Linked DNA regions of Homo sapiens: region 2 is linked to region 1. A link is a loop called in an ENCODE intact Hi-C map of the cell type or tissue named here. Cell type or tissue: PC-9. All regions are shown on one strand. Links, peaks and the distances in the headings refer to the core of each region. The heading gives the core; the rest is flanking DNA. Region 1 overlaps EEF1B2 (eukaryotic translation elongation factor 1 beta 2). Region 2 holds the start of CMKLR2 (chemerin chemokine-like receptor 2).

Evidence for each region. A loop is a pair of places that touch in the nucleus more often than their neighbours do. Peaks named below come from ENCODE experiments on the same cell type or tissue, not always from the same donor. Only the 100,000 strongest peaks of a DNase experiment are listed, where the experiment ranks them.
Region 2: it touches region 1 in a loop (4-fold over the local background); 6 of 110 quality-filtered maps call a loop at or near these places.

Annotation. Positions count from the first base shown.
Region 1 is chr2:206,162,892-206,165,811 of GRCh38, forward strand. It overlaps EEF1B2 (eukaryotic translation elongation factor 1 beta 2), which reads left to right. Exons shown (of 6, transcript NM_001959.4): 6 at 1-37. Among named protein-coding and RNA genes, the nearest start is that of SNORA41, 2.1 kb to the left of the region's middle. In PC-9, for the core only: CTCF peaks have their summits at 1,535 (motif pointing right) and 1,736; no DNase peak of the experiment used is centred there.
Region 2 is chr2:206,210,752-206,213,671 of GRCh38, forward strand. CMKLR2 (chemerin chemokine-like receptor 2) reads right to left here and starts at 2,620. Exons shown (of 2, transcript NM_001389445.1): 1 at 2,556-2,620. The region is part of intron 1 of CMKLR2-AS (CMKLR2 antisense RNA); the gene reads left to right. In PC-9, for the core only: no CTCF peak of the experiment used is centred there; DNase peaks (open chromatin) are centred at 1,150 and 2,660; H3K4me3 peaks cover 1,451 bases; H3K27ac peaks cover 2,200 bases.

The DNA.
Region 1 (2,920 bases), core at 278-2,777:
CTGGATCATGGCATTTAAATAAAAGATTGAAAGATTACCTTTGGCTCTTGAGTATGTTACATAGGAGGGTGGTGTATATATTCCTTTCATTTTGGGGGAAGGAATTAAATGAATATGTGATTCCTAAATACCCCAAATTTGGTTTGGCATTGTTGTTAGAAAATTGCAGTGCAGGCCAGGTGTGGTGGTTCATGCCTGTAATCCCAGCAGTTTGGGAGGCTGAAGTGGCTGGATCGAGACCAGGAGGCTGATACCAGCCTGGGCAATGGGGAGAGATCCTGTCTCTACAAAAAATATAAAAATTAGCTGGACATGGTAGTGCACCCCTGTATTCCCAGCTATTTGGGAGACTGAGGTGGGAGGATTTCTTGAACCCAGGAGGTTGAAACTGCAGTGAGCCAAGGTTGTGCGACTGCACTCCAGCCTGGGTGCCAGAGCAAGGTCCTGTCAAAAGAAAAAAAATTGTAGTGCAACTTTACCCACTTGTGATGTCCTTAGCAGTGCCTGATGATGTGATTTGTTGTAACCTAGCATCTTTGCACTGGGAACTTGATGTGAGATGTGTGACACTGCTAGAAGACACCTAACCCAGAGGAGGGAGGGCTTCCCAGAATTTGGCATGACTTACAACTACTTAACAGGTTACAAATTTAAAATAATGACTCATGATGTAAAGAAACCATCTTTTAAGTGTTGGGAATGTGATTTGGAGTAGCACTGTGTCCTGGGAGGGGGATTATATAGGTAACTGGTTCCCAGGCTTCCCAGAAAAACTTGACTTTGCTGTGAAGATTCATAGGTGCTGGGTTGTAGAGGCGGAATATTTTACTTGGATTTGGAAATCTGATTGGTTCTCATGCTGCAGGTAAATACTGGGATGAGGGTAGTATGTTGAGTGAAGAGATGGTCAAGTATTGGAAACCGTTTAATCTTAACAGGGAATTTGGGGTCTGGCTAACATTTGATACATTTTTTTAAATAGTAGTTTTACAAAAGCAGTGCTTGGGAATTGCTGATCTCAAATGATCAAAAAATTTTAGGTCAATTTTTTTTTTTTTTTTTTTTTTGAGATGGAGTCTCACTCTGTTGCCTGGGCTAGAGTGCAGTGGTGTGATCTCAGCTCACTGCAACCTCGGCCTCCCAGGTTCAAGCAATTCTCCTGCCTCAGCCCCCTGAGTAGCTGGGATTACAGGCATGCGCCACCATGCCTGGCTAATTTTTCTATTTTTAGTACATACGGGGCTTCACCATTTTGGTCAGGCTGGTCTCGAGCTCCTGACCTCAGGTGATCCACCCACCTTGGCCTCCCAAAGTGCTGGGATTATAGGCATAAGCCACAATGCCCAGCCCCTAGGTCAATTTTTTAATAGAACTATACAGTGCTATTTCTTCTCCATCTGATTTTATGTTGTGACTGCCTTGACTGTGGGAAACTATATTATAAGGAAGATTTATTTAACAGATAGATACATTGAATAATATCTCTAAGCAATGTTTATAATCCAACAGCCTAAAAGTCATGGGAGACATTTTCAGGTTGTCATTATCATAAGAGCCAGCAGAGGGCAGCACTACATTTTCTGGAAAACCAGAGAGTTTGGGAATAATGAAAATGCCAAAAGAAACACAAAAAACAAAAAACCAAAACCATGAATAAACTTCGGTGAATGGTAATAAAAATTTGCAATTATTGACATGGTGAAGGGGTTGAGTTCCAAATAGCTTGGCCAAAATGTTAACTATCAGCAGAAGTTTATGATGAGAAAACTAATGATTAATAATTAGTTTAAAGGTGGTCAAAAATTTAGAATGGTCAATTCAAACCACAGATGTCTTCAGAATCCTACAGTGATGAATGATGAGGCATACCATTTTGAAATCTTGATTCTACACCCTTGAATAAAAAATATTTTGATGGTATCTTTTAACTTCATATTTTAAAAAACACATGGCCGGATGTGGTGTCTCACACCTGTATTCCCAGCACTTTGGGAGGCCGAGGCAGCTGGATCATGAGGTCAGGCGATCTAGACCATCCTGGCTAACACAGTGAAACCCTGTCTCTACTAAAAATACAAAAAATTAGCCAGGTGTGGTGGCATGCGCCTGTAGTCCCAGCTACTTGGGAGGCTGAGGCAGGAGAATTGCTTGAACCCGGGAGGCAGAGGTTGCAGTGAGCTGAGATCACGCCACTGCACTCCAGCCTGGGCGACAAAAGTGAGACTCCATCTCAAAAGAAAAAAAAAAAGATAATATACCAACAGTTCAAAACTCAAGAGTATGTACAATGAAGTCTCTCCTGTCCCCTAGGCCTCCAGTTCCGCTCCATCAAAGCAGTGTTAACAGGTTCTTAGGTCTTTGCAGAGCCACTGTAAGCTTATGCATAGACTAATTGTAACACACCACATAGACTTTTGCACCTTGCATTTTCCTTTTGAAAATGAACACCTTGGGGCCGGGTGTGGTGGCTCACGCCTGTAATCCCAACACTTTGGGAGGCCTAGGTGGGCAGATCACAAGGTCAAGAGATCCAGACAATCCTGGCCAACATGGTGAAACCCTGTGTCTATTAAAAATACAAAAATTAGCTGGCCGTGGTGGCGCACGACTGTAGTCCCAGCCACTTGGGAGGCTGAGGCAGGAGAATCGCCTGAACCCGGGAGGCGGAGATTGCAGTGAGCTGAGATTGTACCACTGCATTCTGTCTCAAAAAAAAAAAAAAAAGAGCCAGGCGCGGTGGCTCATACCTGTAATCCCAGAGGTGGGGGATCACGAGGTCAGGAGTTTGAGACCAGCCTGGCCAACATGGTGAAACCCTGTCTCTACTAAAAATACAAAAAAAAAAAAAAAAAATGAACACCTTGGAGATTATGCCTTGGATATCCCATTATTAGTACATCCTTATTTAATAGATGCATAA
Region 2 (2,920 bases), core at 161-2,660, 48 kb after region 1:
TGCCCGGCCTGCAAATAGCATTTTTATATGGCACAACTGAATAAAGAAAAAGCTCTGTCAACTCTCACTTATACAATTAAGTAAAATGTTTCATTGCCAGATTTTTCCACTCAATTAGAGGTTTATCATTATAAACCGTTAAAGAGAAAGTTTTGTGAAAAATTAAGGATATCATATCTATATGCTATTTTTTTCTAGGTTCAATGATTTAACGTCAATTCAACTTTGTATTTTATTATTTTTCATGCCTAGGGACAATTTGGTCCTAATGAAAATTCAAGCAGGCACATATATATTCCTGCTTGGATTCTCCACCTTTTTCAAGCTGCCAGGTTGTCTACCTCCTTTCAAACTCATTCTCCATGAAGGCTTTTCTTTTCCTTTCTTTTTCAGATTAACTCTGCCTTTATCCCATGCCTGACCCACCCACGAGTGTTCCTCAAGCACTTTCATAATGATGATAGTTTATGTGTTTATAGCGATCACTTTTGGTTGAATATTGGTCTCCACTGTATCCAGTTACGTAAAGCACTTAACATGGAGGAACTATACCCAATTCATTCAGTTATTTTTTGTTTTGTTTTGTGTTTTGAGACGGAGTCTTGCTCTGTCTCCCAGGCTAGAGTGCAGTGGCACGATCTTAGCTCACCGCAGCCTCCGCCTCCCGGGTTCAAGCAATTTTCCTGTCTTAGCCTCCCAAATAGCTGGGACTACAGGCACATGCCACCACTTCTGGCTAATTTTTGTATTTTTAGTAGAGACAGAGTCTCTACTAAAGGCTGGTCTCGAACTCCTGGCCATATCTTATCACCAGAGATGAGAAGTCTCCACACCATGCCTGAACAGTTACTGTCACTAAAACTATCATATCACCAGTCTGTTCTCCTAAGGACCCATTTATGTTTCCAAAAATCACTTGTTTTCCCGTAAGTGCCCTTCTCTTCCATTTCTCCTATTCTCCTATTAAGATGGCATATATAAAACAAAACAAAAAACAAAAAAACACACACATTAAAAAAAGAAAAAGAAAAAAAGATGGCATATAAGCCCTAAATTCTAACTACCCATCTGAGTCACTTTTTTTTTTTTTTTTTTTTAAGCTAGGGTTAGGTTCTGGTTGCCCAGGCTGGAATGCAGTGGCACAATCATAGCTCACTCAGCAACCTCTGAGTCACATTTACTTGGGAACGCCCATATCTACATACATAAAATTAAATTTTGTTTTCTCTTGCTAATCTTTCTTCTGTCAATTTCATTTGCTGGTGCCTGATAACAAATCTAAGAGGGAACAGGAGAAGTTTTTTCTCCCTGACACATCTATAATCTCACCATCAGAGTAACACATCTATTATCAGTTTTGCATATTCAATCTTTTCTACTTCATTTATTTTTTACATGATTATCATTCTGGTTAACATGATCTGTTATTAAATATTTATCTCAGGGACATGACAATTAGCAGTCAAGTAACAGAAAATGTATGACCTTTTATAAACTAAATGACTTAAATCAGATAAAATCATAAAATAGGCCATGAAAAACATAATAATCTAGTGTCTGGAAGATGTACAAATATGATGAGAATTATTCACTAAGAATAATTACTTATAACTTGAGACCCAGGAAAGGTCCCTTGGCCTTTTTTTTTTTAACAAGACAAAATTACCATCGGATTAATTTAACAACAGGTTTGTGGATTCTTGGGTGAATGAGTCTGCCTTAAGTGAAAAAGGCAATTTAAGAGCATTATTGCCAGTGAAAGTCCTGTTATCAAACTTGATTTGGTTTTCATCAGCTTTCTTTTGGAGGAAAAGATAAAAGACAATTGGTGCTCACAGTTTCTGACTAGAAAAGGAATAATTGAATAGCTGAACCCTTGTCTCCCACAGTCTTCCCTGCATTTAGCCATCTACCCCTTGTTGGGAGAGCCCAGATACCAATTATTCTAACAAGAAATTGATAGCGAGATTCAAAAAGGCAACAACAACAAACAAATGGGAAGGCCCAACAAACCACAAGCCTTTCATCGTAAAAATGGGGAGCCAGTGGCGGGGAGCTGCATTACAACTCAATTTATAACTTTTTTCCCACCTTGTAATCTAAAGAGGGCAATATCAGCTTTCATCTCGGAGTACCATTTTTTTCTACTAGTTTCTCAACAGTGAGCCTTCCACAAATGATGTTTGACTATTTCTAGATCACAACTCCTTAAAAGACAGATTTATGAGCTGTAATTATGTAGGTAAAAGCTGAGAAAATTACTGAAAGTTCTTTGTCCGCCCACCCCAGCAACATGCTCATTTTCTCTCTTGCAGTGTTTTAGGATTAATCAGCAGCTGTAGCGAACCCTGTAGGATCGTCCCTAAACACTTTTGCCAAGACCAAAAATATGAATCTGCAGACAGAGCATTTTGTAAACGATCAGGAGTCCTTTTCCTTTTTTGCCAGCTGGTAGTTAGTCAAATGCTGTTTTGTAAATAAATCATCTGCAGGAATCCTCATCAGGTCCACTGTAAATGTGTCAGTTTGAGGAAAACAAACAGGAAAGCACTTACCAGTTAAATTTCTGTGAGGAGAGAAGCTATTGTCATGCCTGGGTGTACCTTCCCGGTTCCAGAATGAAATGGAGGGTGGTGTTCAGAACGGCTGCATTCCTCATTCCACTTTTATCTGGCTTTTGAAATGACAGTGTAGAGAAGAATGATGTTGGGTTTTGAATGTGGTTCTTCCCTTCCCCCACCCCCCTCCATAAAAATTCATCATGCAATCCTGGAGAAAAGTAAGCAATGAACATACTGTACAAATTAATTCTTTCGACCAGCCTATGTTTGTGTAAGAAGTTTGTTTTTTGAATGGAAACCACTGCTACTAGCTGTTCTGCTGCAGACTGAAAATCGGTAATGGATGGGGGTCACCCAGC